4 separate regions of the Mus musculus genome follow, and regions 1, 2 and 4 are each linked to region 3. The links are chromatin loops, found by intact Hi-C in ENCODE. Cell type or tissue: heart. All regions are shown on one strand.

Region 1 (8,000 bases), 82 kb after region 3:
TGTGGGTATTAGAATGTTTCATGAGAGGAATCCTTGGGGATTTGACTCTTCACCCTTCTGCCTGTCACGTCTAGGTCTGCTTTTCCTGGTCTTTTACACAGCACTTCATCCTGAACATGAACAAGACATTTATATAGTTGAGCACCCCACACCCATGTTATATCCTGTATTGATCCTCCCTGGCTGTGGACTCCCACAGCACATTACAGTCTAGATCGCTTGCCCAGTTACCACTTAAGTCTTTGCATTACTGCGGCAGGGGTTATAGATGCTTGCCTAGGAACTTGGGATGCAACATTACAGATCTTGTGCAGGACTCAGTCTTTGAACCCTACCCAGCCCTCAACTTTTAACACCACTATGGTATTACTTAAGACCCCAGTGGGTAGCTGAGTCAGTTCTTCTTACCTTTCTCTTGCTCCTTGGCATCATAAGCCTTATAACCCCCCTTACCCTCAAAGGGTCCTTATGAAAGTGAAACGTGAAAAACCAGTCTCGTTTTAAAATTGTTTCTGAAGGATGGAACATCATCTAATGTCATAGCATCAAATTCCAGTTGTACAAGCTTTTTGCTATCAAGGAAGGCATCATTACCTATGTCTCATCTCCCCTACACGAACACAGGCTTCTGCTTGTCCTGGTTGCTCCATTGTTATTATCCCTGTGTGTATACTTTGCCTGCCTCACAGGATGATCTTTGAGACTGCTCAGTATTCCTACTCATGAAATGACACTGCTCTAATATATGGTTTCTTAAAAGGAGGCTGGAGAACAATAGAGAAAACTCTTCAGTGTATCTGAGCTCTTGAAACAGACCCTTCATCAAACCGTTCTTCCTTCCTTGTTGCTGTTATCGGTGGTTAGATAGCCTTAGAGAGTGTGCTCATTCAGCCATTCAGCAAACAGGGATTGAAAATGACATCCCCTTAGCTAGATATGCTTGTTACTTGCCATAGAGTACCAATGTACCCTACCTTCTCTTCTTTGATGGCCTTTCACACTTACTATGCATGCATGTGCTATTAGACTACCCTCCTCTGCTATAAAACCTGGACTACAACACTAATAGCTGCCGTTTATCAAGTTGGGAACCTTTTTGATGTAACACTATACTGTGAAAACAATGTGGGATGCAACTAGCTTGCCCCAGATCATGTGTGGCATAAGTAGGGAACTGAAATATGGAGTCAGGCTTGCTTGGTTCTGCCTTCATTTTGTCTCTTGTGTTGTTACAAAGAGACAAGAAACTCTTTCAACTCATTTAGCCAGGGCTGTGGCCTGAGTGTACACATAGTGTCCGAGGGCTGCTGCTATTCTGAAGAGGAGTCAACACCTCTCTAGGGACAGGAGCTCTCTCCATCGTCTCTCACCACCAAGTGCTCGGGGCTCCTGGTGTCTGCTCTGCTGCTTTCCTGCCTGCTGCCAGGCAGCTTCCTGTTTCCTCATAGCTTCTGCTTCCTCATAAGCTTGGCTTGCATATGGTTCTGGCCTGTCATGGCCTCCTCTCCCCTCCCCCTCCCCTCACCCCAGGCAGCTCTTGCCATTTCTTTCCCTTTCCTAACTGGTTTAGCCCTTGGAGTTTTGTGAATCAAATTCCCAAGGGTTGAGAATCAGATTGGCGAGCTCATGTTTCCAGTCCCACCCAGATCATAGGTCACTGGCCAGTCTGTAGAGTGGCTGCCCCTGGGTCAGATTCCCACAGCTTCACCTAAGGCTGAGGGTGGAGAAGGAGGTACACAGGACAAGGCTCCGCAGCACTGAATTTTCACCCGAATAGCTTGCAGGCTTTCTGGTCAGTTCCTTTAGTTTCTGATGTCTCTTTCAAAATCGACAACAATGAAAGTGGACTTTTCTAGACGGACCTCGCTAGACTCCATCCCTATAATTGCTCATGGATTATCTAGAATTGATTGTGTATGTTATATACAGAGTTTCATATTCCAGCTATTTCCCTTAAGTTTGAATTTTTGGGTTTCTGTGATCCTATTTTGAGGTTGGACTATTAATCTTTTCTTCTTTGTATAATGGCTTATAGATCTACTTCATATTTGGAGCTTTTGAACTCAAGTTTCCTTTTTTTTTAAGTACTACATGTCTATGTTTTTTCTTTTTAAGCAGTTCATGTGAAACTATAAACAGCATGCTAATTCTTAGATTCATTTTAAGTCTTAAGGTCAGTTCTCTTAATACCTCTCAGTATTATTTGCACATTCTACTAGTATCAGATTTATTTTGCCATCTCTTTAAATTTTATCATTTAACATTTTCTTATCTCTAGAGAACTATTAGACATCCAATCGAGTGCTAGCATTTTGGAATAGCACAGTATCCAATGGGTCATGACCCAGCAAGTACATCATGACTTGAGAGAAAAGCCATAAAAAAATTTAATGCTGTTCTTCTGTGGTTTCAATTGTGGTTTCCTAAGAGACCAGTCAGGACAACTGAGGTTGTACACTGGCTTTTTCTGTAGATGACTGGTGGGACTTGTGGTAATAGTGCAGAGGGTAGGATGAAGTAGGGTGTGTCTCGAGTCCTCAGGAAAAGGCATCTTCGACTTGAACAGTTGGAACTAAAACTGTCCACTTTGCATTTGTGCTGGCTCATAGTGAGGAAAGACAACAGGTCACAGCAAAAAAAAAAAAAAAAAAAAAAAAAAAAACCAAAAAAAAAAACAAAACCAATGCATGGAGTAGTAGTAGAAAAACAGTTCTGGGGTCCCCACTAGCTCACAGCCTGGCTGTGCTGTAATCTTTAAACACTTTCAAGGGCAGATATCCTGTGAATTTTAAGGTTTTACTTGCCCAGTATGCACCGAATACCCTAGCCTTTGCTGTTTTTTTTTTTTTTTTAAGTGAAAAGAATTAGGATTATGTGTGTGTTGTGGGTGTGTCTGCTTTCAATAGGCAAGACTTATTATTTCTTGTTACTTTTGCTGGAACTCTGGGGACTTTGGAAGCAGCTGACTAAGTCACCAGCAGGATTTCTGGGAAGTATAATTTTCAACTTTGTTTTCAGAAAAGTCTCTGAATGGCTACACTTTGGCTAGAAAGTTGACGTTCATAGCATCTCTGTGACAGCCAGAGTTTGAGTTCCTTCTCTTGTTAAGACAAGCTGGGATTTTTCATTGTTGTAGCAGATGGGCCTTTCCAGGAAGATGTTAGAAGCCAGGGAAGACCTATGTATGTGTACTGTGGCTGTAATCCCAGAATTCAGGAATACTTGTCAGGGACCCCGTCGCCAATTTAAAGATGGCAACCAGCCCTGGTAACCCTATCCAGAAATGGCTTGCTTGACCACCCTCTTCTGAGGCCTCCACATCAACATGTGTTCAAAGCCTGCTAGCTACATCCAGAGAGGTGACTGCAAAAGGAGCGGCAAGAGAAGCAGTTTTTATTTTTTTTTCCACTTGAGAACAAAGGAAATTACTCCTGTCTTTGTCCCTTTCTTGCCGTCTTTTTAATAACTAGGTTGAATTCCTGTATCTTCTGTCTTTTCCAGGAAGGACAGGTCTCCCCTTTGGATGGCTTATAAGGTTTTCATTGCTTTTTTGATAATGTTGTCTTGAAGGAAAACTCTTCCTCTGTGGCACAAGAATGAAATTGAAAACTTTCCCGGGTGTATTTGGGTGAGGGACTGGAAAGGAAAACACAAAAACAAAACAAAACAAAACAAAAAAAACCCACCCGTTTGCTCTACAAAAATGTAGCATGCTTATAACTGGGGGGCTGAGAAGTGTCCTGGGAGGTAGATCTGGACAGGGAAGTGAGAGTAATTATCCGCGCCTTTTCGGGACCAGGGGCTGCTGTGAAAGATGAAAGAAAAGGCGGGCCATTGGCTTCCTATCCAGGTGTTCCAGCGGTTCCCGAAGCGATGCCCTTAAAAGGGGCAGCCAAGTGGGGTGCGAAGCCACGGCGACGCCTGGCCCAAGGGCCTGGGGTGGCTGCTCCCAGGAATGTGAGGCATGCGGGGCGCCAGAGCCAACCATTGCGCGGGATGGGGGCGCCGCGCAGCCCGGGTTGCCGCCCCAGCCCGGGAGGCCGAGCGCGGGGGCCGAGGCCGGGGGAGCGGGCGCGGCCGGGCGGCCGGGCGGGCGGGAGGCGCGGGAGGGCTGGGCGCGGCACTAGGCGGTGCGCGGCTGCTTCCCCGCCCCCGGCCGGCGCGCTCTCGGGGCGGTGGTTGAGGCGGCGGGAGGTGGGGACGCGGCGGCGCTGCTCGTCCGCTGCCGCCGGCACCGCGCGCGAACTCCGGTCCATGGCACGCAGGGCGGCGGCCCCCGGAGCTGCTCGAGAGTCGCCGGCCGCGCGCGTCGCGCCGCACTTTTAGGGCGGGAGCCGCGAGCCAGTCCCCGGCCGCATCCTCCCTCCGCCTGCCCGGACAGGCGAGAGAGGGAGTTCCCGGAGCGCCGCGGCCCCGGTTGCCTCAGCTCCCCGCGCCCGAGATGATCTTCCCCAGCGGCAGCGGCCACCCCGGCGCTGCCGGCGGCTGCAGGACGCCCTACCGCAAGCAGGTGAGGCTGCCGCGCTCCCCAGGCCTGCGCCGAGCGCGCGGGGCGGTGACCCGGTTTCGGAAGGAGGCGGCGGGCGGAGAGATGCCCGGGGGGACCGGGACGGGGACTGGCGGAGAGGTGGGACGGGCAGGCGCGCGGCCAAGGGCTCCGGCGGCCCGCAACAAGTTTGGGGGTTTCCTGGAGACCTTTGTGTACAGAGGAACTGGGGATACGTCGGGGCAGTGCTTTGCATTGCACTAGGGGACCTCCAAGAAACCTGTCTGATTCATGGGGAACCCGGAAGACGTGTGTGTGTGTGTGTGTGTGTGTGTGTGTGTGTGTGTGTGTGTTCGCGCGCGCCACCCTTCTTATTTTAAAAAAAAAAAAAAAAAGACAAAAAAGAAAAGAAAAACAGGAACTTCTGTCACTTTCTCAAGGTTTTCAGAAACACAGGGAAATCCTGTGATAGAGATACTGGGATAAGCCTGAGTCATACACACGCCTTTTCCTATTCTAATTTTGTTTCATACATTTTCTAACAGATTGAACTCCAAAGGCACTTGAAAGGTTACATCCGAATCCCCTGCCTGGAAAAGGAGTGGAACTGGCAGGTTTTAGTTTCGGTCTTTTGTTTTTAACATCTTTGTTTTTGAAAGAAGGTTACTGAAGCCATGTTGTGATAAAAACCCCACAGCCTCTCAGCAGCAGCAATAACAACAACAAAAACCCTAGCTCTAAATTATGTTAAAAATGTGCAGGTCTGCTCAGAAAAGGTTAAACTCGTTTAGAGGTCAGTGACAGAATGCTTGTTGAAAAAGAAAAGGCAGCATTGCAGATCTTTTCCCTTCGTAATAAATCTCTAGTCTACACCCTCAGCCACAGAGACAGATCAATTAAGTTATCCCAGTAATGATAGCAGCAAAATGCACCCTTCCACGTAAACTGTGGTTCCATTAAGATCCAGATGTGTGGCACTGGAGCCTGCTGAGTTCTTTGTGGCGGTTTGCAGGATTATTGTTCCGGCTGTCCAGCATCAGCCCATCTGAAATGCTTCCTCGGGGTCACAAAGTACTATTTTCTATTTTACTTTCTTTGCCTCTTTTGTTTGTTAAAATTCCCCTTTAAAAGAAGTAAATAAATGTCCCTGGGTTTCAGTGCCCACGATGTCCAAGCCACAGCCTTTCTCCTGGATTAAGAAGTCCAATCTTTGGGTTACAAGTTTAAAATCTTTACTGACGACTTGGCTGAGATAGATATGCACAAGGTCAGGATTCACGGACGGGTATCTCGAAAACTCACTTCATGTGGCTTTATTTAAAATAAGTGCCCTCAGATGCTGTGTGCCAGCGTCAACTTCAGAAGTGAGGCCAATTTACACTAAAGTATTCTCCCAAGCCCTCCTCCCCCCACCCACCTCTCTCTACCTGAAAAGATGGCTAATTATGTTAGGGCCTTGTGTATTCATTTATTTGTTGTCAAAACCCAGCAGGGTGTTAGCTCTGAAATGGGAAAAGGCTCAGAGGGTGAGGCCTTTTGCTGAGAGAGGCTGGAGGTTTGGTTGTGGAGGGGGGCACAGCCTGCTGGCTGGAGCATGCTGATAAGATGCTCTTTTCACAAGCCTCTCCTTAGACTCAAAGACTAAAAGGGCTGACTGAATCAGAAAAACAAACAGACTTTCTTTTTTCTATAGGCAAAGAAAGAAATGAATGTGTAGGCATTATACAGACACAAGACCCTGGGTACCAGTGGTATTTGAGTCAAAGGTTTCTTTTGTTAGTATTTTGCCATTCACTGAAAAAGCACACTTGGAGCGCAGGGACCTGGTTACCGTGAGTGACTTCATGATCTCATCCTGGCTTAGCCTGAATGGGAAATCTAATTAATACTTCTTATAAGATGCTGTGATGCAAAGCTTTGCGCCTTTCAGTTCATAAATGCTTTCTTCAGTTTGCCGACAGAATTGGCAATTTTCAGGCATATAATGCAGTTTGATTTTCATCTAGAAATACACAATCAGCTGTTAGGGGCTGATTTCAGATAACTTCCTTGAGGAATAAAAAGGAGTGTGAGGGATACTTAAATCACCTTTGGAACGCCTACAAGTCAGAATCACTCTTAGTATAGACACACACAGAATCGTGGTAGCTAACGATCACCGAGCACCTTACTACCTGCTGGCTGGCATTTGGAATGTTTCTGTGGATTAACTGATTTCATCACATTGGCAGCGGCCCTGTGTGGTAGGTAATATTAGTCTCTACTTTACAGTGAACATTAAAGCATGGATTAAATAACTTGCCCAGAGTCCATACCACCCAGCGTGCAGAGGCAGGACTTGAATCCTGGCCACCAGGCCTTTGGGACCTCATACTCCAATGGCCTTTTCTGCCATGAACATCCCAGGAAACACCCATGTAGAAATCCTCCGTGCCGGTACCTCTGACTCCCTAGTTCTCCACCCACCCCGTATGTATGTGAGTGTAGGTTGGGAGAGAGAAGGTGAAGAAGGATGTTCAGAGTTTGATCTGAAGGATGAGTTGGTGGTATTTGGTGGGAACATTGATGTCAGCATTTTGCTCCGGTGAGCGATTGTTAGTCCCTTTTGCACTTTACATATGGAGGAGTCACCCAGTTTCTGTGGAAGCAGAGGTGGGCCTTGCTCATCCTTCTCTCCCCAAGGGCTGTAACCAGGGCACCTTGGATAAACAGGATTTTCCTGCATCACAAGCCTGTGGGCACATACATACACCTGCTCAGCTCAGGCCAGTGAGGTGAGTCTGAATACTCCAGTGACTCCTTGCTAGTCAGTGCTAGATAAAGGTTATTAGTTTTAAGTTTCTGAAGAAATGAGCACATCTTCTCACTGTGGGTTGTGACTTGCAAATATGATATTCCTTAAGTAGATACAGTCTGACTCTGTGAAACCAGCGTCCCCCAACGGAAATGAAACCATTAATCACGACGTTGGTAATTGTGAAAATATTTCATTGTGGCTTAAAAGGAACAGGAAGTGCCTCATACTTTAAAAGTCTTTACAGACTGAAAGTGGCTATTTCCAGTTTGATTTCAGGTTCTGTTTCTTGTCTTTTAAAAATCTTACTATCATTATTATCATTATTTTACACTTTTTTCATGTTTCCTTATTTCTTTCATGGCACTTCTTCCTTGCTTTAGTTGACTCAGTGATGTCACGTAGTATGAGTTTTGCAGATCGTGACACGTAGCCAGAGCCATTTTGGCTGAGAATGTTGCCCTAGTGGTCTGTCACAGGGTGTTGGAAGTAGGTGAACCAGTGATCAGAATTTCGGTGGGTCTGCCTCTCCTCAACTGATGGGCTTGCCTTCTCATAGGCGAGCTTAGCAAATCTTGCTCACTCTTGGCGAGCGAGGTACTTGCCACCCCAGTTTAAGTAGATTTACACAATTTGCTGCTTTCTTGAAGATTAACTGGGTGTAGCTGCACGTGAGGAATTCCAGTGATTCACTGTTTGGCCTTGTTTAGAAGATGACAT
Region 2 (8,000 bases), 440 kb before region 3:
TGATTATTTCTTGCAAGAAATTTCTAGGAGTTGAATTACTCGTCCTAAGAAGATATACCTTTTAAAGGCATTTGCTAAACACTGCCAGGCTGAACAGTTTGCTAAACACTGAACAGTCAATTCATTGATTCCCCCCACACCCTATCACCGCTATACACCATTACTCTATATGTTGTTTACCAAACTGATAGGATGAAACATGATATATTATCTCAATTTGCAAGTTTTTAATACTAAAGAGGTTGACTATTCTTACAGTGCCCCCCCCCCCCTCTCTCTCTCTCTCTCTCTCTCTCTCTCTCGGGAATGATTGGTATGTGGTCTTTCTGTGAAATTCCCGGAGGAGTATTTTACAGTGCAAGCCTTGGGAGAATCAATTGACTTGGTTTATTTTTATAAGAATATTAAGTTTCTCGAAGGTCAAGGCCTTGTCAGGGATGAGCTGGTATCCTCCACTTACCACAGAGTGTGCTGAGGAAAGTAGGGAAAGACTCACTTGACAATTACAGATTGATCAGAAAAAGAAAGGATGCCACAGGCTTAAAATAAGCTGCTAGGACCGGAGTGGGCTGGAAGGATACTACAGCCATGTCTGGGAAATATTACTTTATTGATCATGATTTCAAACACATCTACCAAAACGGTGATCTTTTCAGTGTTTTACAATCTTCTCTTTAAGGGACAGGGAGAGGGCCTGTGTTGTATGAGCATGAGGACCTGTGTTCAAATCCCCGTTACTCACATATATGTCAGGCATGGCCCCTCCCCCTGCTTAGCCCCAGTGCTGAAGTGAGCAGAGACAGGTAATGCCTCGGAGGCTGTCAGCCCCACAGCTGCGCTAAAGTAAAATTGTTGGTGTATCCATAAGGTGGAGAATGATAAAGCAGGGTACCTGATGTCCTCTGCACACTCAAATGGGTGTGTGCACTGACACACGCACACACAGGCGCACACACACACAGAGACACTCATACAGACACACAGACACACGCACACACAGAGACACTAATACAGACACACGCATACACAGAGACACTAATACAGACACACAGACACACACACACAGACACACACACACAGACACACAGACACACACACACAGAGACACTCATATAGACACACAGACACACACACACATGAGAATCTATTATAATAACTAACATGAAGTAAATTGGTATATTAAGCACATAAGTCTATGCAGATTTGAATGGTGTACATTTAGATGTGACGTAGTCACCTCGCTATTTCTTTGCCACGTGTCACATCTTCTCTCACCTCTGCTTTGTCTTGTCAAGAGATGTGCAGGTGAGTGATCTTGTTTCTCCTCATTCGTATCACCACTTGATATTGTCAATAGTTCTAAACTTAGTTCTTGTGATAGGTGCCTCGTGATGGGTTCAGTATGAATTTCATAGCGGCCAATGATGCTGAACTTATCCGTTACCATTTGTATTTCCCATTTGCAAAAGCATCTACTCTAAGTCTTTGCCCCCTTTAAAATGGAAATATTTTGTGTAAAAAAATCACATGTATTTATGGATTATGTGTTTGTGGGTTGGTGGGTGCGCATGCCACAGTGGGTGAGTGAGGCACTCTAAGGACGGTTTGCAGGAATTAATTCTCAAGGATCAATTTGCATCCTGAGGACTGAACTCTGGTTGTCTGTCAGTTAGGCTGGTGACAAGTACCCCTGCCCACAGACTGTCTCACTGGTCTAGGCTGGTTTCATACTATTGGGGTTTGAAAATTCTTCATGTTTTCTGGATATGAGCCTGATATGCATTTTATAGATATTTTCCCCCAAGACGTTCTATTCTGATTCCAGTGCCTTTCCTAAAGTGACATTTTAAAATCCCCCGCAGTCTTGGGATTGATGTTGACTATGCAGATGCTGTCTGATGCTCCATCTCAGACTCTTGATCATCTCATCCCCATAATATATAATATAATGTATGGGCTGTGGCTGTGGTTTGGGGTCCCTTCCAGATTAATTCTCTAGCAGATTAAAAGAAAACAGACAACCTAAGTGATTTACTTTTAAAACCCATGCAAGAGGGATGGCTCAGCAGGGTGTTCTGACCTTGCTGAGGAGAGGACCTGAGTTCAGTTCATAGCACCCACTATGACAGCTCATGACTACTATATATAACTCCACCTCGTGTGTACTCTTCTGGTCCTTGCACACTCTACTCACGCGAAATACCTTCCCATAGAAAAATACTTAAAAAAAAAAGGTCTTTAAAAAAATCAGTGCAACGTGTGATATATTTATTAGGTATTTTTATCCACAAGTAGTTCTGAGTCGGGCTTAGGAAGGCAGACTCTGCCTCTTATCAGCTAGCTTTGCATCACCTATTATGGGATGCTAGAGCACCACCACTGGAAGGCTCTTAGAGGCCAGGTGGTAAACGCAGGCCATGGATCAGCAGCATCAGCATTACCTAGGAGTCTGTAAGAATTTCAAAGCCTGGACCTTACCTTACCCCAGGTTAGAATTTGCATCTTAATGAGATCCCCAGGTGCACATTAAAGTTTCTGAAACACAGCTGTTCAGTTGGTCTGGTTTTCCTTCAGATTTTCAAACAAAAGAAACCGCAGTCCAGAGAGAGCAAGGACAAGAGCCGGGAAGAGAATCTGACCTTTTTATTTTATGGCTTGTGTGTAGGACCATGCACCACCCACCTCCAGCATCCCGATGACAGCCGCAGCCCAGACTACCCCCATCTCAGCTCTGTGAGAGCTTCGGCATTCTTCATCAGGAAGAGAATAGTCTTTCTGAGTCTTCCTCCAGAAACTCCTCCCTCCCTTCTTATTCCCAGTATCCTCTAAGGATACTCAGCTTTCAAAATGCAGACTTCCAAATTTTCGTAATAAAATGAACTAAAAACTCTTTGGGGAGGAAAGTGATTTTCCCGTTGCATTTGTTTACTCTCGGTGAGCTCCTGAGACGGCTAACACACTAGTTGTTAATCACACCATCTGTTCAAACGGCACTGTGGAACCATTACATTCATCCTTTCTTCTTTTTACGGAAAAAAAAATTTCAGAACACTATGTTTGCGTCTGTTTTGCTCCATCACCTGGCAGTGTAGTGTAAGCTAGTTAATCTTTCCAGTTGAAAATAACTTTCAATTGGCAAATACGTATTTTTAATGTTCATATATCACATACACAGACTCCTCCCCCCCCCAAAATGTGTCCTTTGACATTCCAAACATGGAAAACGCTAAAAGAAAAAGAAAATCTGTTACAGACTGTATGCTTGTCAAAGTTTTAAGCATTTGATTATATTTAAATGAAGCATTCAGGACGATGATTTGTCTGACTGACCCGGAAAATATTTTCCCCGTTGGCCCTGAAGATGGCAGTGCTGTGCAGTTTAGAACAGCTCTTCGTTTCCCCCCCCCCCCCCCACCCCCCCGCCTCACCTCCCCCCCTAAGGAATTTCTGGAATGGCAGAAAGTGGGGGAGGATCCACCAGATCTGAACCTTCTAACACTTAGCACAAACCTCTCCTGAACCCTGGGACAATCTGGTTTGTCTTTCAGTCTCTTTGTTTTTGTTTAAGACTGTACCTTATTCGTTTCCTGTTTCCAGTCGCAATAGAAATGGGACTAGTTGAACGATTATTCCCATGTCGCGGGTAGCCAAGGAAGCGACTATAGCTTACCGAGAAGCTGGTTTGCAACAGCCTGCCTTTTTTTTTTTTTTTTCTTTAATTCTAACAAAGGCTTTACCCAAGATAAACTGAATACTAGAGGTTTTGAGAGCCCACTGGGACCACATCTCTGGCAGCCTCCCTCCGTCTCCTAACTCGGGACGCCTGTTGTATCACATTCTTTACATTTTATTAGCAGGGACTAGAAGAGTCGGTTTGGGGCAGCATATACCAAAGGCGGTCTCTTGACCCTGTCATTGTGAGGTGTTGGCGGGGAGAGAGAGGGAAGAGGCGTGTATATGCCTAACTTTGGGGACTCTTAAAATAGGGTTGTTTAACTAGCCAGAAAAGACTTATTGAAAACAAGCACACGAGGGCTCTTATGTGACATTCTGTCACCAATAAACCAGTAGTGCTTATGTCCTCTGAGCCAACTTCCCCCACCCCCACCGTGGCAAATGCCTCAGCAGTATCTAATTTAACCTTCACCACCACTGTCTGAGGCAGACACAACATCCCTTTGCTGGAGGTTTTTGCCTTTATACGTGGAAACTAAGGTCATGAGACTAGATAAAATTGTTGGGCTTTACATTTTGAACTCTAGAATATGCTGAAGCATTCATCGCCTTGAATTTTGGTTCAATGGAGAGATAACAAAATATTAAGCCCTTATCAATGAAGCATATTTGGTACCCACTTAATGATAAAGAAAAGGAGAGGCCAAGGCTCTAGTACGTCATTCTACCAAGGGCTACACAATTGCAGAGAAGCCAAGCCCCCAGGAAACATACCATTTGTTTTGAAAAAAAAAGGGGGGGGGTGGTTCTAGATAGAAGACTGTATGATGTTAGGCATCTTAATCTAGTGCAACATCTTTAAAGATGAGGGCAACTTAAGAATCGTTCCCTATCTTTTTTCAAAATTTCCACTTGGAGTTTTCAAAGTCAAAGTTTCCCCTCCCCCATCCATCTTGTACTACAAAACAACCATCTCTCTCCCCTTGTGGCGCCTCTCCTACCCCCCCTTCCCCACTTCTCTCCTCTCTCCTCCTCTTCTTCTTCTCTCTCTCCCCCCTTCTTTCCCCTTCCCTTCTCCCTCTCTCTGGCTAAGAGTGCAAAGCAGCTGGGGTGGAAGGTGAAAGATAAAAGCACAAGGATAATCTATCTGTTAGTATTTCAAAATTGTTACTGCGACCAGAAAGAAGGCAGTGTTTACCCTTCTCCCCCAAATGCCTTGGGCGGAGATCACGTCCTACAGAGATTAGACTAATTGGAGGCTGCTGAGGATAACTGGAGAAGCCCCAATCTAAGTCCTCTCAGTGGGAAATGGCTCCTTTGTTAAGGATCTAAGTTCACTTAAACTTCTTCTTAGAAGTTTGTTTTGAATAAAGATTAGATCAATCTGGGCATTTATGACCTCAAAATGAAATTTCTTCTTGGCAAGTATGCCATGGTTTACCAGATACTTGCTGGGAATGTCGTTTCTTTTCTTTTAAGTCCTTCCTTCAGAGTCTATCTTAAATCAACCTTGTATTTCCAGATCTCCTCTTGATCATTCCAGCCAGTGTTGCTCACCGCCCCTTCCCATTATCTACAGACCTTCCATTTTAGCAATTGGTTCACTTTCAGTTTAGAGACCTCTTTAATACTGCTAAGTTTTATTTCCTCTTCCAAGTCAATACAGTGTAGAGTTTGCGTTTGTTTTTTTAATTTTTTAATTTTTTTTTTATTTTTATCTTTGTGTCCTCTAAAACGTCATCTTGCAATGGATGAGCATCAGTTAATTTTGCGAGGAGACCGTTTCTTCTCTGGCACTCTATCACTATTGCATGCTTAACGCAATTATTTCTTCAAACAGTGCTGTACCACAGTTTTGTATTTGAGACCAAACCTCACACAATTACAGCGGAAAGTGTTAAATCTAGCCTCTTCACAAAGGAAAGGAACACCCGTATTAGACCTGTCCTGATGCTTCATGAGAGAAATGAAATATTGTCTTAGCCATGGCTTTGAAGGAAAGGTTGGGATACCTAGGCCTTTTTGGGGACCAGAGATTGAGAACTGTAGACACTAAATGTGTTAAAACAAAACAAACAACAGTATCTATTATATGGTGTTCTCTACTAAATGTTGTCTCTAAGTGTTGCCTAGAGATTCCCAAGGGGTTTCAACACAGCTCTATTAGAGAGCCTCTGAGTCTTTCTGGTGTGTGGGTCAGCAGGAGAATAGAGTTTCTTTTCTCTGTACTTTCTAAAGTGGCTACAGGATTTACAGTTTTTCTGCTAATCCTTTGTGTAAGACTCTATTTGAAATGAAGATTGTTTTGTTTTGTTGTTTTTCTTGCCAAGAGGCTATGGGGGCAGAGAGACACATGGTTCTGATATCTGTATTTTCAGTGGTCATTTCCCTTTATCAATTGTTTTGAAATTTGAAAATCTCTCACCTAAGCTGTTGGAAAAACATTTATCCACAAGGAAATGACTCCCAGAGATGTCCTCTGGGTGATGAGAAAAAAAAACAAAAAACAAAAAACAAAAAACAAAACAAAACAAAACAAAAACAGTGAGGCAAGCTCCAAGATGAAGAGGGGGCAGAATTTAGGTCTTGGAGGGCCTCTCCATGTGCCACAGCCTGGCTTCTTCTTATAAAGCTAAATGAAGATTCTATTTATGTGTGTGTACATCCCCTTCTATCTATACACATTTTTATATAGCTCTTATAGTTCTTTCTATATATGTTTCTCATCTCCAAATATAACTTTTTCTTGAACTGAATTAAATTATGAACCCTGGTACTTTCAAATTTTAGATGCTGAGTGTGGCGGGGGTGGGGTGAATGTGGCAAAGAGGGGGAGGAGAATACTAAAGAAAAGATGAGGTAATACCAAGGGCAGCATCTCCTTCTGCTACGCCCTGTCCTCACAGCTGCCACGCCCCAGAGCTGGACGTAGCTTTGCCCTATTTTATTAGGGATGATATTTCCAAGACTCACAACACAACCTTTGATAGTGTCTCAAAAGTCTGCTATAGCACCCCTATAATGTCAAACCAGGCTACAGAATTCTGATATTTAGATTATTTTCAGAAATTCAGTGTGTGGGGGGAGGGTGTTGTGCAATTTCATTTCAGATTCTGAACGTCTCCCACACTACTCCAAAAAATGACCTTTGGGCTATACTTGAATTTTTAAAATGCTCTGGGAAAGATCTCCCTGGCTCTTCTCGGGAAATAAAGACAGAATGGAGAGAGGTATTTTGCATCTATCGCCACAGTGGCGATGGCGGTGGATCAGTCACCACTGCCCCAGCTGCTGCCATGCTTCATAAAACCATCCCAAATGGGGCGAGCACACTTACCAGCGTGATCAATTCTCCGCTGCCACGCCACTTCTATTTATAATCTTGGCAGAGCTACAGATTTCAAGGGTTTTTAAAGATGGAGGAACTGTGCAACATGAAGTGATTTCAGCTCTCATCGTCTCAGAGTTTGAATTCAAGGGAGTAGGAATTTGCAGCCTCTGGATGACTTTTGAAGGAACACAGCTCACACCCGCTCACAGGGTAATGCCTTTAAATACAGGAAGGAAGAGAACCAGGAAGCCTACCCCTCTTTAAGGAAGCTTTCTGTCTATCAGTTTATAAGACAAGGATATATTTCCTATGTTTTAAAGTTTATCCGCTGAGAATATCTTTAAATCACAGAGTGTTTATCTCACACATCTTTCTATGTCTTGCCTCAAATTATTCATTTGCAATACTGGCCTCTTTGTTAATTAAATGGTATGTCTATGGGGGCATTTCCACTTGAATGATAATTAATGTGTTTTTTTCCCAGTCCAGCTGCCCATGAACTCTAGTAGATAAATTTGTTTTGTGTATAGCACATACTCAAAATTTAGGCTTGGGCAATGATTTCCTGTTGAAATAAAAACAAAACAAAAACAAAAAACAAAAAATCCAACCCTGTATTATCTAAAGCGTGTGTCCTCTTTCTATAGTTTCGACATGTATATGAGGACACAAAGAAAAAATATTCCTTAATTCAAAAATAAGAAGAATGAACCATTGTAGTAACCATAGTAGAGGCCCCATTGACCTTATGGTTAATTTTCATGATATTTTTGCCTGTGTCCCCTCGTAGTTTATAAGACATGTACCTCCTGAGGCATGTATAAATTAAGATTAGGTTGTTTAAACTATTTCTGCTTCCAGAGACATGCTAAAATGTGACAAATTTACTTGCTAATACATAAATAAGATCTTCTTTTTAACTAATATATTACTAATATTTTTGAGAGGCTAAAGTGCCTTAAGACTTGGGCTCTGGAATAAGACGTGAGTTCAA
Region 3 (8,000 bases):
TCATGTAGGCATTAGATTTCATTGGGAAGTCTTCTCAAGCTCTTTGCTCCAGATGTGGTAAGCACATAGAATATATTTTAAACACTGTTACTGTTGTAACTTAACTTTTAAAAAGCAATTTAAGTTTTAAAGTTTTAAAAGCAAAGCATGATATCCATCACAAATGATTCCTTATAATCTGAACAAAATTGCATAAATCCCTGGAACAACCTTAATATGCTAAAAGTTTAGAAAAATTATAAAAGACTATTCGGGTCCGATAAAAAGACCAGCAGCTAATTCAAATGGCTCCCACTGATCAATGGTGGGACAATTTGAGCATCTACAAAAATGATGATGTAAAGCCTTTATACCCAAATTGTATAAAGTCCATGAAATCAAAATGTTCACAATGATAACCTTTAAGTTTTCCTATGGAAACAAAACAATATTCTGAACTTGTCAAATGAAAGAAAAATTGTTTAAGTTAACCAAAGAGTTGGAGAAAAAACTCCTCCAAAGACACTTTCCAAATAAATACAGGCAGAATGCTAAAATTAGCCCCAAGTTTGTAGCTCCTACTGAAATAATGTGCTTGGGTAACTTCTAAGTATTAAAACTGGACTGTGAATGGTTGATGGGGTATCTTTACAGTACATGAGTCAGACTGATAACAACCACACTGATACCTGCTAAGACCACTACCAAGAATGAAACAGACATCACATCCTTGGTTGTCTCCAATGGTACAGACCCTGAACTGGATAGTCCCACTTTAAAAGTATTCTTTGACCCCAAGGTAAATGTGCATCTAGTCAAACTTTTAGAGCCTAACCATCTCTTGAAAAACTGCTACAATGTTGCAGTCAGCCAGGTGGGGAAATCTATAGGTCAAATGTTTCAAATCCTTTGACAAATAACTACCAATTAAAAAACAACAACAACAACAACAACAAAAACAAACAAACAAAAAAAAACATGAGTCAGAGTGAGGTTTTAGATGTTGAATGACACTTAGGAACACATAAACCAAGTTGATATGCCACATCATTTCATTAAGATTTAAATAATCAAACTACAAAAAGGAATTTTTGACAATGGAAATAAAATGATCAAACACTAGGAATCAACTGATGCTGATGCTAACCAAGTATGGTTAACTTTATTAGGTGTGATAATATTAGACAATACTCTTATTGGTTAAAGGGCACTAGAGATTTTCTTTTTTGGGGGGTTTGGTTTGGTTTTTTTGTTTATTTGTTTTTCGAGACAGGGTTTCTCTGTGTAGCCCTGGCTGTCCTGGAACTCACTTTGTAGACCAGGCTGGCCTCCAACTCAGAAATCCACCTGCCTCTGCCTTCCGAGTGCTGTGATTAAAGGCGTGTGCCACTTTCTTTTTAATGACTCTAGGAAAATAAAAATAAGGTATGTGTATGATAGAGAGAAAGAGGTGATAGAATTGAAACTAGGAAATTAGGAAAAGAAAGGTCATTATTCTACTGTCTGTACTTTTGCATTTATTTGGAAACAACCATGTTTAACTGGTTTTTGTTTTAAAAATGTATTTGGGTGAGATGCAGCATGTGTGTGTGTGTGTGTGTGTGTATGTATGTATGCACATATGTTTATGTACACACACACACATTCATTAGGCCAAAGAGAATATATTGAAATTTATTCCTATACATCTACAATCCAGAGTCATCCTTGGTCACTTACTGCTTACTCCCAACTTTCTGCTCAAGTAGACAGAATCATTATTAGAATTCCATGTTTATATTAGCTATGTTTTATTTATGCTTTAAAAATTATTTATATGCTTTTTTTTACACACTGTTTAGTTTTTCTGCTTTTGAAGCTCATAAAAAATGGAATCATGTCCTGTGTATTGTTGACTTGCTGCTTCTTTTAAAACAGATTTCATAAGTAAGTATGTGCATGCCTGTGTGTGTCCGTGTCTATGTGTGGGTATGCATGCATACGCACAGGAGTCTGGGGAGGCCAGAAGAGGGCAATGCATCTCTTGGAGTTGGAGTTGCAGGTGTTTAGGAGCCAACTCTTAGATCCTGGGCACCAAATCCGGGTCCTCTGAAAGGACAGTGTACACTCTTAACTGCTGAACCGACCCTCCAGCCCCTTGACTTGCTTCTTTGCTCAGCATTGAACTTGAAATGATGTGTACTGGTGTTCTTCCTGTGGTCATTTCTTTTTCTGTTGTAGCGTCTCCTTGTGTCCAGATACCAAGGACTTTTCAAGTCTCGTACGCTTGGTGGACATTTGAGTTACTTTGAGTGGTCCATGAAGAATCCTGTGCACGCTTCCTGATGCATCTATAGAAGACTCTTTAACATGTTTGTGCCTGCAGCTGCGTTGTAGGACAGAGCATTTAAAATTGGATAACAGCAAACCATGTTCTCCACTGATGACAGTACCAACACCTGCTTCTGATAGTACTCTGGTCAACACTCCAGAATCTCCTCCTCCATCCTTCACCTGCTAACATCATTTTCATTGTTAGGTTGTTTTGTTCTGTTTTGTTTTTGTTTATTTTGCTTGTTTGTTTGTTTCCAGCTTGGCAAAGAGTAAAATGTCACCTTCTCAGAATTACCATATTACTAATTGAATGTTAGTATCTTTTCATTTGCTGGTCTCCCTTTGTGAATTTAAAAAAAAAATCCATTTTATTCTAGCAAAGGTTTTTCTCTTTTTTTCATGTTCTGGAGAACCTCTCTATAGATGGTGCATAATAACCCTTTGTAGTTATAAGTAGAGGTAATTATTTGGGAGGCTCATTTTCTTATTCTTTCTAGGCTCACTCTACAAACCAAGTATCTCAATAATCTCACACCCTCTTTCCCCTTATTAATCTTCCCCCACATCAGGATCAGATAGCTATCCCTCCTGTTGTCCCCTAACAGCTTTGCAATTTGGGCCTTTTGAGTGTAATCTTTAATGCAGCTGGAGTCCCCATCTTTGATATTTGTGGGGCAGGCCTTTATTTTATTTTATTTTCCAATGTGGATAACCGATTGACCCAGAATCATTTATTGAAAAGTTCATTCTTTGCCCACTGCCCTATAATACTGGCTCAGTCATAAATCAAACCTCTATATACGTCTGGGTCTGCTTTTGGCCTCTTGAAAATGGACTGGATTTTCATCATCCAGGAGGAAAAAAAAAATAGTAAGTAGAACAGTCTCACTTTGGCAATTTCCTGTGTCTTTCAAACCTAGACTGAGTTCTTTCTCAACTTATTTCTCTTCAGTCAGTCACCTTCAAAACCATTATTACTAGTCTCTCTGGGTTCCCCAATACGGGGCGTTATCGAGTTCTTTACTTAAAAACCGAAGCGTTCTCCTATGGAACCAATCTGAGGAACATTTTCATCTCACCTAGTTAGACACTGGACCACTCTAACCTGCAGGTTGGCATTAATCTCCATAGTGCCCCGCATGTGACGGAAACTAAGTAAATCTAATTTCCTCCTCGTGAGATTTTATATCGATGAATGAGCATGAGCTGCCTCCTGACATGTTCAAATTGTGTTCACATGAACTGTATCTGTTGTTTTTTTTAAACTGTATGACCTAGAAACTTGCCTAAATCATATAAAAATGTTTTATTATTTTAAAAGCCTGTCTTAAAATATAATCATATAAAGCTCTGACTACTGAAGGAAATCATGCATCCCTGTTTGGTTGGATTTACCTTGTACTGAGAAATGACTCAAAAATCAAAACAAAACAAAACAACAACAATAAAAAAGAAGACGAAACAAAGCAACAGAGCTATGTTCAATAAATGTTTTTCTCCTTGTCTTTTATCAGCCGGGCAAGACACCAACTTAGGGACATTTTCTTCCCCATCTTATTGTACATTTTGTATTGTCTCTTTTTGAGCTAGAATATAAAAGTCTTCTGCAGGCAACTTCAGGGACCAATTAACTCCATTAAATTATATCCAGTTATGTAGTGAACTGAGCCGCTGCTCGTCTGGGGCTGTCTAGAGCTGAGACAATTAGGAGATGGAGAGAAGCAGAGCGGGAGGTTGATTCTATGTGTCACCGAAGCACACTGCAACAATATGCCAGCCTGACTTTCAAAATGGCCTTAAAATATTCCAAACTCAGGGAGTTTCCTTGCTCCAGAGTGGGAGTTGACAGACTGTCTGGCAGCATTAGAAAAGGCAGGGAGAAGCTGATGTCTATATTGTGTCCTCTAATAACATTCTTCTCTTTTTGGCATCTTTCCCTTAGAAGGACCCGCCAGTTTGTGTGTGTGTGTGTGTGTGTGTGTGTGTGTGTATGTGTGTCTACGCAAAGAGCATGGTTTCACATCTGGGAAAACCAAACCGAAGGACACTAACCTTCCCAAGGTCACTTAGAAAATTAGTGCTGTGACCTGGTGTGTGGGTGGAACAGAACCCAGGTGTCCTGGCTCCAGCTTTGTGGTTGGACATTAAAGCATTTTCCTTTGTGGGGAGAAAAAAAAATCACCGGTCCGGGAATTTGGGGGAAGTGAGAGATTAATCAGATTTCCTCTTTCCCTCTTTCCCTCCCTCCCCCACTTGCGAAGATTAAAAACTCGGGAAAGCTAGAGGTGCCTTCTCGGCAGTTCTTAAGCAGGGTCTACCAAACCTTCTCCCACCCTGGACACAAAGCGATCGCCGCTCCTAGAGATTCTGTGCGTTCTCTTGAGAGCCTAGGAGGTGAGGAGTGGTGGAAAGTCAGCCCTCACCTCCAGCGGGTCCCGGGCTCGGCGGCGCCCAAGCCCCGCCCCCGGCCGCCCTTCCCCCGCGGCCTCGGCAGCCAGCCCCTCTCCCCTCTCGCTATCGGGCGCACCCACCCCAGATGCCGCCTGGCACCGAGCGCAGCCGCCGCTGCCGCCGTACTTTCCACTTGTATTGATCACTCCTAGCTGGGCTCAGCCTGCTCCCGGAGCGCTGCGCGGCCAGAGCGCCAGCCCTTGGCAGCTCGGGTACAGTCGGGCTCCCAGAGGAAACTCCTTGGGAGCGCCCTGTCCGGGGTGTCCTCTGCGCTCTGCAGTGTCTTTCTGTCTGCCTGGAAGGAGGAGGAGGAGGAGAAGGAGGAGGAGGAAGAGCAGAAGGAGGAGGAGGAGGTGGAGGAGGAGGACGTCGTCTGGTCCCGGTTGGGAGGTGGAGCAGTGGCAGCAGCAGCCGCCGAGGCAGCCGCCGCCGCCGCCTCCGGAAAGGGAGAGGCAGGAGAGATCGGGACTTGGAAAACCCAAAGTGTCGGCGACCCTGCAAGGCAGGCTTCCTTCCAGCTTCATGGGCAAAGTGTGGAAACAACAGATGTACCCTCAGTACGCCACCTATTACTACCCCCAGTATCTGCAAGCCAAGGTAAGGAGGCTCGGGGAACGGTCGCCAAAGGAAGGGACCCCGGAGGCGCGCGCCGGGCTGGGCTGGGGAGGGGCGCACGGCGACCCTGCCGCCTCCGGGCGCAAGTGCTGGGGTTGCTAACTATAGCGCTGGCCTGGGCAGAGCCGGGCTGCGCGCGGGGCGGCGGCTTCCCGGGGAGCCGATCGCGGCGATCGGGTTACAGAGAGTAGCGGGGGGCGGGGGGGGGGGAGCGACTAGACAGGAAAGGACAGCCAGCCCCTTCCTGGCCAACGAGGAGGGAAGGGTCTCGCGGCCCTGCGGCTCCCTCTCGTCCAGTCGGGGCTGGCGGCCGGCCGACGCTTGGGGCTCTCGGCAGGACCTGCTGGGGGCGTGTGTTTCAGACCTCTCCAGGGCCTCGCCCTGCGGGCAGTAACTGTGGGGGTCCCCTGAGTGGCGCGCAGCCCCCCGCCCCGCCCCGCCCCGCCCCGCCCCGCAGGACTACCCTCCAGCTCCCGCGCGCGCGACGAATGTGGCCGGAGGGGGCCGGGACCGTCTCCTCCCCGCCTCGGGCCCTGTGAGCCCGCCCCTTGCCTCTGATCTTTGTGCGGTGTGGCACTTCACCTGGTTACTGATTTCCACTTTTACGCTGGTGTTTTGGGTAGAGAAGTGGCCAAAGTTCACTCTGCATTCATTGATGTCCCCTTTAATCTTCTCTGTAGCGTTTACATGGGAGGGACAATGGGCAAATTTTGATACATAGACAGAAGTGACTTTGTATGTACTTTTCTCTTTTGTTTTTAAACTGCCTTAGGTGTTCCCAATTCTGCTCAAAAGTGGCACAGCCTTGGGTAAGGACCACTGATGACATGTAGGCAGGTAAATTGTGGCTGGCTTTCCAAGGACCCTGGGTACATTGTTAATGGGCCTATGCTAATTTTACCACAGTTTGATGTCTCCTAAACTAATTTTAAAAATTATTAGGGTTCACGGAAAGTGCATCTTACCTCCCTAGAATAATCTGCCACAGTTAGGGAAAGCAGAAGGCGCTGGTGGGTGCAGCGGCCTCCTTCAGCTGTTAACACCTTAGCATGTCCTTCTAGATCACAAAAGAATCAGGTATGGATGTAGTGTTTGAACTTTGTTTAGGGGATTGCTTGCTGGCAGACGGACACTGCTGACCTGGTACTAAGAATCTGTGCTTCAACCTTGAAAGCTTTTCTTCCTCTCAATGTGTGTGGTCCATGTTGCTCTGTACCTACAACACAGCCCAGTGTTTGTCCATGTAAAAAGGACTTGTCAGCAGAGGCCAGAAATTTCCCAGCACCCAAAGGCCTCCTTACTGCTCTCCTGATTCCCACTTACCTTCTGTTACCAGGGATCTGGAAGGTGCTAGCAACTGCAAGAGCGCCTTGTTCGGCTCCATGTGGTTGGCAGGCCATTGTTTTAGGAACTTGAGGGTGATATTCTCTCTCTCAATCTCTCTCTCTCTCTCTCTCTCTCTTTCTCTCTCTCCCTCTCCTTCTCCCTCTCTCTCTCTTCCTCTCTCCCTCTCTCTTACACACACACACACACACACACACACACACACACACACACACCGCGTGTGTGTGTTGTTCGAAGAAATTTTGTAACGTAATCAATGTGTTACCGTTTAGATGTGTTATATATTTGATGCACTCATGTAAATTATGCAGCATTGGGTGCCTGAAGGACAAGCCTATTCAACACTTAACTCCATGAATAATAAACACGCACATTCAGGTGAAAAACAGGAAGAAAAAGGGGGGGTCGTGTTTCTATGAAACATTTACCTTAGTAATTTTTATGTACCGTTAGTAAGTTAGAAACCAACTACGTAGCATTTAATATAGCTCATGCCATGCCATTTGGCTTTTTTCCCCCTGTAAATAATTGAAGAGAGAGACAAACGGCAAAAGCCTGCTGGAGTAATTAGGGCTGGATCCCAGGAAGCTTTAGGGCCCATTTTCTGAAAGTGTGCTTCCTGCATAAAGCATTTAATATTGATTTGTGTTACAGTAAATGACAGTCTCAAAACATATTTTGCTGTTTCTCCTATGAAATCTGAAATCTTATTACTCTGGATCCCTTTGTTTCAGGAGAAAGGTGCGTCCTCACTTGACCTATATAATACTGCGGTGTTTTAAAAGTTTGGTAATTAAATCTAAACTCCCTATTGTAAAGGTGTCATAATTAGTTCAGAAAGGAGTGTCTCCAAAAATACAGAGGGACCAGATGCAGATACTAGATACCAGAGTCAGAGAGGGGGACACACACCCCTTTCTCCTTCCTGTAGTCATTGGTAAGATGCTGGTAGTGTAAGTCATTAAAAAATGGAGAGACTTTATTTGACAATCTAATTTAATAACATGCATAATCTACCTGAAGAGTTAATGAACTCACCGGGAATCGGTTGTCCACTGTGCTGATGCTGGCCTGTGTGTATTCTGACCTTCCAGAGATAGAATACGTCACTCTCTGTAGAGTATGCTGATGTGTTTGGCTAGTCCCAGCTGTTGTGAACTTCTGCTTGAAAGCTGTGTCAAAAACTGAGTGGTGGGTTAGTTATTTAAAAACACATTTTCACCTGAGATGATAAAGTAGAAGTGGTTTTGTTGGATCAGGAAGGAATAGATGAATCTGATGCGTTTCGTCGGAGGGCT
Region 4 (8,000 bases), 240 kb after region 3:
AGTGGATTAAGGAACTCCACATAAAACCAGAGACACTGAAACTTATAGAGGAGAAAGTAGGGAAAAGCCTTGAAGATATAGGTACAGGGGGAAAATTCCTGAATAGACCAGCAATAGCTTGTGCTGTAAGATCGAGAATCGACAAATGGGACCTCATAAAGTTGCACAGCCTCTGCAAGGCAAAAGACACTGTCAATAAGACAAAAAGACCACCAACAGATTGGAAAAGGATCTTTACCTATCCTAAATCAGATAGGGGACTAATATTCAATATATATAAAGAACTCAAGAAGGTGGACTCCAGAAAATCAAGTAACCCCATTAAAAAAATGGGGCTCAGAGCTAAACAAAGAATTCTCACCTGAGGAATACCAAATGGCTGAGAAGCACCTGAAAAAATGTTCAACATCCTTAATCATCAGGGAAATGCAAATCAAAACAACCCTGAGATTCTACCTCATACCAGTCAGAATGGCTAAGATCAAAAATTCAGGTGACAGCAGATGCTGGCGAGGATGTGGAGAAAGAGGAACACTCCTCCATTGTTGGTGGGATTGCAAGCTTGTACAACCACTCTGGAAATCAGTCTGGCAGTTTCTCAGAAAATTGGACATAGTACTACAGGAGGATCCTGCAATACCTCTCCTGGGCATATATCCAGAAGATGTTCCAACTGGTAAGAAGGACACATGCTCCACTATATTCATAGCAGCCTTATTTATAATAGCCAGAAGCTGGAAAGAACCCAGATGCCCCTCAACAGAGGAATAGATACAGAAAATGTGGTAATTTACACAATGGAGTACTACTGAGCTATTAAAAAGAATGAATTTATGAAATTCCTAGGCAAATATGTTTCTTAAATAGCCTTCCAATTAATCAAAGCTCTTCCTCGCCTATCCCTGAAAAAATGGTATGGAGACATTGTCCTGGGTGCTTTTATCTTATTTTGGCATCCAGCTCTCTGTAAGTTCATAGATATCCAGGCTAGAGCATTTGGCATCTGCTCAAATAGCAAATGCTTGGATTTAGTCAGTGAGTGTCATGAGGCCACCATCAAAGGAGCATTCAGTCATTGCACACACCCCCTCCTCCCCAAACAGCATGGTTCCTGTTACTTAAGCCTCAAGAATGCTGAGCAGCAGTGACCTGTGTCCTGGTAGGAGAGCCTATGTCTATGTTTCTGTCAACTGAGCTGGAGGTAGGGATACTGGGGATGCAGGAATGACTACGGATGGAGTTGGTACACTGAGAAGAGATGGCCATATTCAGATGGGAAAGTTCATCCCATCTGCACGGAACATTGAAGTCTAGACAAAAAGGTGGCTGCAACAAATAAAGAGCATTCATTAGTTAGCAAAAGTGAAAAGAAACCTACAAAATGAGCAGAACACATGCACACGTGGTCTTTTAACTCCCTCAGAAGTAGCAGCAGTATCTTCATATGAAAGCCAAATCTAGTGGTTTGCTTTGTTGGTAATATTGTGAAGCACCATAGGGGGTAGTTACTTTTCTTGTCTCTGTGTCAAAAGCAAGGGAGAGAGAGTTGACTTTGGTATACAGTCTGGGGGTACAGACCATCACAGTTGGAAGGTTAGGCAGCAGGAGTGGAGAAATCTGGTCACATTCTAAGCACAATCGGGAAGTGGGACCAGACGGATGCTGATGCTTATGTCTTGTCTCTTTTGTCAGCTCAGAACTCCAGAGCATGGAATGGTACTACCTACATTCAGAGTGGATTTTCTTCCCTCCATTAAACCTCTCTGGAAATACCCACACGAACATGCCCAGAAGTGTCTCTCCTGGGTAATTCTAATTCCAGTCAAAATGACAGTGATGATTAACCTCCACAGGTAATTTTTCTTCCGTTTCAGCACATCCTATGGCTGACTTATATGTGGAACCTCATGCACTGTGAGGTGGAGTCTTTCACCAGGAAGAAGGAAGGTCAGGGGAGGCCACCCAGGAAAGGAGCTTAATAGAGAAGAGGAACTCCTGTGACAAAACTGGAGTCAGGTTTTGAATTTCAAATGGAAATGTTTTCTCACATCTGAGTTCATTTAAAAGGACAAATATGTGCTTCCATTACAGGAAATTAACAGCCCATTAAGGAAGGCTCCTGGAATCAAGAGAGATATGAAAGGTGGTTTGGAAGTTTCATCACACTTATACCCTACCCTCCTACCCCCACCTCCACCCCCTCCCCCCCCCCCCCCACACACACACTTCTGATGGATAAGCTCAGATGCTAGCAGTTTTTCTAAAATCCCACAGCCAGTGGAGTCTGGATTCAAACCTGGGTCTCTCAGCTTTCTCTGTTCTTGCTCCAACATTCCTCAAACCCTACAGCAGTTGCAAGCTGCTAAACCGTATCAGTATGCCCACTGCGTGTTCAAGCAGCAATGTAGCATGACTCAAAGGGCTTTGGAGCCAGAAATTTTAAATCCTGAATCTCAGGGGCTGTGTAGCTCTGGACAGCTCAACTGACTTCTCTGAACAGCAGGTTCATCTATAAAGCAAGGACTATATGCTCTACCCCATGGCTTTAGGATGGAAATAAATGGGCCAGTGCATACCAAGTGCTAGGTGAAGCTCTCGGCATGCCGCAGGAGCTCAGAAATAGTGTTGATCACTAAAGTCACACCACCTTCTTAGAGACCTGAACTTTCAACTTTAGCCTAGAAAGAGTGGTCATAATAATTCACTCTTCTTGACAAACGCTGTTTGGACATTTCTGTTCTCAGCTGTGCCTGGCCAAAATAAACCTAATCCAATCTGGCCCAGTTACTGCTTGGCACCATTTTGAACACTAGTCTCATCAGTTGTTATTTTCAGTCTCTGGTTTTCCCAAACAGGCCATTTTTAGAGAGTAGTGAGTTTAAACCTAAGCTGCCAATAAAATAGATTTATCTTGAAAACAGCAGGGCCCTTCTGAAGGAATGTCAATATAAATACACACAGGGTCCAGGGATTCTCTGCAAGTATTGTCACTGGCCTGGGTATGTGCTCAACTATGAACTCTCGAAATTCTATTTTGGGGGGTTCGTGTCTATATATATTTTACCAACCCAGCCATCCACTAGGTTTGGATGTCCTTTCAGAGTGAACTTGATCCTGTTTCACTTTTGGTCTCCCTCCAGAGGAGCGAATGCGCTGGCATAGCTCTGCCATTTGTCAGCCAGAAGTCTGGCTCCACATTTGCTCGTCAATCTAAAGCTAACCTATTCTCATCCGCGCGCTTGCGCGCGCTTGGGGGTTTGTGTAAATCAGCCAGGCGCTCTGTCACTCAGCAGCAGTATCTTTGCCTAGCGGTGTACACCCACATGCCTTTATGAAATGCCTCATTATGCCGGTGGAAGAAATAGTCCCATGAATGTGCTTTTTCAGGGATGGTGACAACAGAATGTTTTAAGTCTATTCACTACCACAAGGATCAATGGCACTTCTGCCAAAGACTTTGCTCACGGGTACAGTAACGCATGTCAGCACTTTCTGAGATTAGAGGGTCTCCCGTGCGAGGTAAGTGGACCAAGTTTTCTGCATGGCTAACAAATGCAACCCCCAGTTTCAGAGCTGAGTGTTTCCTATCTGGCCACGGATCATTACAGACCAACTCTGCTTTGGGGATCCATAATGGCATTTCAACTTTCTCAGCACTTGGGAACCCACAAGTGTGACCCCCAGGTTTATAAAAGAGCCCCCCTTCTTAGTGCAGTGTGCTTTATTCTCTCTTCCTACACTCAGACCCACACGTGCTATAATCAGCTGCTTCAAGAAATGTGTAGTAGTCAAAGGACAGTAGTTCATATATTTATATTCTCTTGATGTTTGGTAATATGTTTGGTATCATGCTTTAATCGTGAATTAGGTGGTCTTTTTAAAAATATTTTAAGATACTTGCTTCCATTTGAAGTGACTGTGATTCTCTTTTAAATGGGTGGTGAGACTAGACTTCATTGGTTCTTTCTGGCATTCCCAAAAGGCACAAAATGACTGATCAACTGAGAATATATATATATACACATATATATACACACGAATATATATACACACACGTATATATATACACACACATGCATATATATGTGTATGTGTGTATGTTTATATGTAGGTATATATGTGTGTGTTTATATGCATGTATATATATATACATACATATATGTGTGTACATATGTATGTATGTATGTGTGTATATATGTATGTGTGTATATATATATATATATATATATATATATATATATATATATATGTTTGTATTGACATGCCAATGTGACCAGTTAACTTTAGTGTCTCCTGGTTATACAGTGGTATTTTAATGTCCAGATAATACAGGAAAATCATGGGGGAAGAGGAGATGGGAAGACTGTCACTCCTAGCTTCTACAGAGAGCATGTTTTATTTCTGTGAGTGGAAAGCCTAATGTCATTACCATTCACTGTGAGAACTCTAAGTAAGACCAATACTGCATTTTTAAAAAATTCAATATCTGTGAAAGGTTATTCATCTAAGAAATGTACCCCCTAAAATTAAGGACTCGCAGACATAACTATATTGTATTGGCCCTCAAAGTGTCTAAAATGGGCAGGATATAGATTCTGTTTAGAGAGCAATAGCTTTTTCCTCACTGTTGTGGATTTTGGACAGCTACAGCAGATCATAGGAATTTAATACTGAATTCCAACCATGAAGTCACTTGGTCACACTACAAGCATTAGCGTCTGCTTAAGTAAAATTGTGTGTGTCATAGTGAAATACAAATCCTAGCTTCCCAGAGCAGTTCCTTCCAGGGTAGCCTTTTCTCTCTGACTTCTGCCCTCTAGTGTTCGCAGCATGAAGTGCAGTCTCAAAAGTTTAAATTTGAAATATAATGATATTTTTGCGATGTCTCAGTATTTTCCCCAGACACCATACGTTAAAGCAAACTTACAGCTAGATGTGCTGACTGGGGCATCGTGTGATGTCAGGGATTTTTCATCTGAGGTTTCAAACCCATCTTCAGGCTCCTAAAGAGCCATTGACTTTGTGTCTAGTTCTTAAGGGTTAAACCCCTCTTCTGCTTTGAATCCTTGCATCTGAATTTGCTTCTACTGTGGTATGCAGAAAGGTAAATAATGCTAATAACTAAGGCATGCAATCAGGAATTACTATAACACGTTCCCCAAGAGGTGGGGGGGGGGGGCATACATTTTGATTACGTAAGAGGTTCAAGGTTTTTAAATTTGACTCTAGAAAAAAAGTGACTGATTTCTTAAAGTTCTTCCAGAAAGCTGGTGCATGTTGACAGTCACAGAACCTCTGAGTCAAACTCAGGGTCTCACTGTGCTTTGACTACACTATTTTTCTTTACTGAAAACAAATTAGGCTTCCAAAGCTGTCTGTAGCTATTACTGCTACCAGGAAAACCGGCCCCAGCTGCTTGTGAGTGCTAACAATAGACCAAGGTCATCCGGGGACCTACCCGGACTGCTCACATGGACAGTACCCACACCTAGCCACAGTGCCTAGTTAGCTCTGCCAAGCTGGCTAGACCAGCCAGGCCAGGCAAGACTGCTATTTTCAGTCGGAGTTCCTAAGAGAAAGCCCTTGACTGCCCTTCAGGCTGCTGGCATTTAATTTTCTACTCAGTCATTCTGAACTACTTTCTGTCCTACGCGCGACGACCTCTCTGGCTCACTTTGTCCTACCTTTTAGGGGACCCCTAAGGCAGGTTCACAGGTATGTCATACTGTGACATTAAAATGAATCTTTTGTGGAACAGGAAAAAAAAAAAAGCTCACCCACTCACGGTTCTGTGTCATCAAATTGCTTCACCGATTGCCTGCACAGGACACCTCAGGCTGTTTCAGACTCCCTTACCCTCTTGTCGTCCTAGCCTCCAGCCACAGCCAGGCCAGGTCTTATCCATGCAGATTGGCCAACATCTGCTGGAGTCTTCTCTTCTCCTCTCCCATGGTCATGTAACTACAGGTCATCTTTTCTCCATGCCTCCAACCTACCACCATCTTAGGAGCTGATCTGGAATTATAACCCTGGTCTACCGGTTTGGGCCTGTTTATCCCACTGACTTGGGGAGCTAAAAGACTAACTGGGAATGTCTTGGGGAGTAAGGAGTTAAGTCAAAAGGTGGAAGGAGCAAGGAAGGGGATGGTGTCTGCTGCCTTGTGAGTACAGCCCAATGCTGCAAGACTTGGAAACCAAGGGGATATTAACACAGAGACGGCATGCTACAGGTGGTAGTGTGTGTACACCTCTAATCCCAACTCTCAGAGGGCAGAGATAAGGAGATAGATCTCTGTGAGTTCAAGGGTAACCTGGTCTATAGAACAAGTTCCAAGACATCTAGGGTACACAAAGAAACCCTGTCTGGAAAAAGCAAACAACAACAACCACAAAACCAAAACAAAAAACAAAACAAACAAACAAAAACCAGAGACAGCCACCGCATACACCTCACACCTCACACATGCTACGCCTCCAGACTTGCTCATTTAATGACCGTACACTTGGATCATCTGTAAATTCCCAGTGTCCATGAAGGGTGAACCTGGAAAAGTCAGCTTCCAGCCCTGTAACTAGCACACATCCTCCCACTGTTCCCGCTGTGTGATCTAGCCCTTTTAACAGAGGCATGCAGAAAGGCTGACTGGGGGAAACTGGCAGTCTTCGCTGGCCCTCTATCCTTGCACAGGCTTACTGTGGTCAACCGTGTGGCTAGGTAGTCACTATGACCACAGCGCGGAACAGATGAATGGTGGAAGGCAAAATCTGGCCTCCAACTGGATTTCTCAGCAATTTGATTGTTAGGCATAGCATGTCCTATCTTGTTTTTTTTTTTCCTTTCATCCCTCATTTATTTGCTCAAAATTCTTGGCAATTTGGGTTAGGTGTAGTGGGTGTGGTTCCTTTGTAGGTCTCTTTTGGGCCCAGATGATCAGTGCAGGCTGAGACTCCTGTGAGCTCATGTCACGGAGAACAGGCAGTCTGTTGACATGTGTCCTCAGCTGTGTGGCCTCACAGGTAAGTTTAACCTTAGTTTCACCTTTGCCCCACCGTTGCCCCATGGATACACTGTAGCAGTAGCTGCAAGCCTCCGGTTTTATTTTTCAGATCCCTGCCAGTTTGTACCAGTCTGCTAGAATCCCTTTGTCACATGGTCCAAAGCAGAACTAAGGAGTAGAGATAGGAAGAGTCCAAAGAGGCTGCTGTGTACAAAGGCATGGGTTGGGGGCCATTTCTCAATCTACTGCAGAGACCATCTCAGGGCTGTCTTTCTGAAGCCTACGTGTAAGTCTGAGGAGGCCCCTGCCTTCAACAACCACCACCACAAACCATGACACTTCATGTAAGTCTGACCAGACACTGGAGAGAGGGCTCTGTCTGTCCTAATGAAGGCCAACCAGTCCCTGCCCGGCTTTCTGGGGACAGACAGATAACAAACACTCCTGTAGTAACCGATGAGCCTCCCAGAGCTTACGGGAATGGAAAGACAAGATGACTCCAAAGATATCTAAGGAAGAGAAACTTCGACATGCCCTATGAGGTACAGGCAAACATACTGTTGCAGAAAGTATTGGAGATGTAGGACATTATTGGGCTCCATTCTTACACAGCAACAAGGCAGTGTGGTCCACATGAGCTCCCTCCCCCTAGCCACATGCCCTCCAATTGAATGCAGTCCCCCCTTGATTCCTTCTGGTATGTTCGATTACCTCAACTACCTTTTAGAACTAGAAGCAGGTGTTGGTTACCATTTGTCCGGCTCTGAACCCACTGTGAAGAACTGGGGACAATATGCTAGTCTCCACTGAAAATGAGAAAGCTAGAGACACATTAGCAGGCTCTGAGCCACTGAAGGAAAGGATATTCATATGTGAGAAATATATGTGGAGAATGAGTCTGAGTAGGGGGAAAAAAGTACCTTAGAGATGCTATTAAATAATAGCTTTATCCACTATCCATCTGTCCATTCACTTCCTCCTTCCTAGCTTCCTTCCTTCACA

What was found. Peaks named below come from ENCODE experiments on the same cell type or tissue, not always from the same donor. Only the 100,000 strongest peaks of a DNase experiment are listed, where the experiment ranks them.
Region 1: it touches region 3 in a loop (4-fold over the local background); 6 of 42 quality-filtered maps call a loop at or near these places.
Region 2: it touches region 3 in a loop (8-fold over the local background); 13 of 42 quality-filtered maps call a loop at or near these places.
Region 4: it touches region 3 in a loop (5-fold over the local background); 7 of 42 quality-filtered maps call a loop at or near these places.

The regions. Positions count from the first base shown.
Region 1 is chr2:60,877,628-60,885,627 of GRCm38, reverse strand. It overlaps Rbms1 (RNA binding motif, single stranded interacting protein 1), which reads left to right and starts at 4,190. Exons shown (of 14, transcript NM_001141931.1): 1 at 4,190-4,510. The coding sequence starts at 4,442. It overlaps LOC108168762 (a long non-coding RNA gene), which reads left to right. Exons shown (of 2, transcript XR_003953832.1): 2 at 1-2,662. In heart, a CTCF peak has its summit at 4,515; DNase peaks (open chromatin) are centred at 1,537, 3,217 and 4,177; H3K4me3 peaks cover 3,729 bases; H3K27ac peaks cover 4,426 bases.
Region 2 is chr2:61,397,829-61,405,828 of GRCm38, reverse strand. No RefSeq gene overlaps it. Among named protein-coding and RNA genes, the nearest start is that of Gm39834, 31 kb to the right of the region's middle. In heart, a CTCF peak has its summit at 3,330 (motif pointing right); DNase peaks (open chromatin) are centred at 2,638, 3,678 and 3,818; H3K4me3 peaks cover 1,980 bases; H3K27ac peaks cover 3,114 bases.
Region 3 is chr2:60,960,031-60,968,030 of GRCm38, reverse strand. Gm13582 (predicted gene 13582) reads left to right here. Exons shown (of 4, transcript NR_045335.1): 3 at 1-57; 4 at 2,200-3,655. It also overlaps a transcript of Rbms1 not described here. Among named protein-coding and RNA genes, the nearest start is that of Gm33647, 5.0 kb to the left of the region's middle. In heart, no CTCF peak of the experiment used is centred here; DNase peaks (open chromatin) are centred at 4,910 and 5,760; H3K4me3 peaks cover 3,651 bases; H3K27ac peaks cover 3,266 bases.
Region 4 is chr2:60,717,935-60,725,934 of GRCm38, reverse strand. It overlaps a transcript of Itgb6 not described here. Among named protein-coding and RNA genes, the nearest start is that of Gm33436, 29 kb to the right of the region's middle. In heart, a CTCF peak has its summit at 4,817 (motif pointing left); DNase peaks (open chromatin) are centred at 3,234 and 5,494; H3K27ac peaks cover 1,610 bases.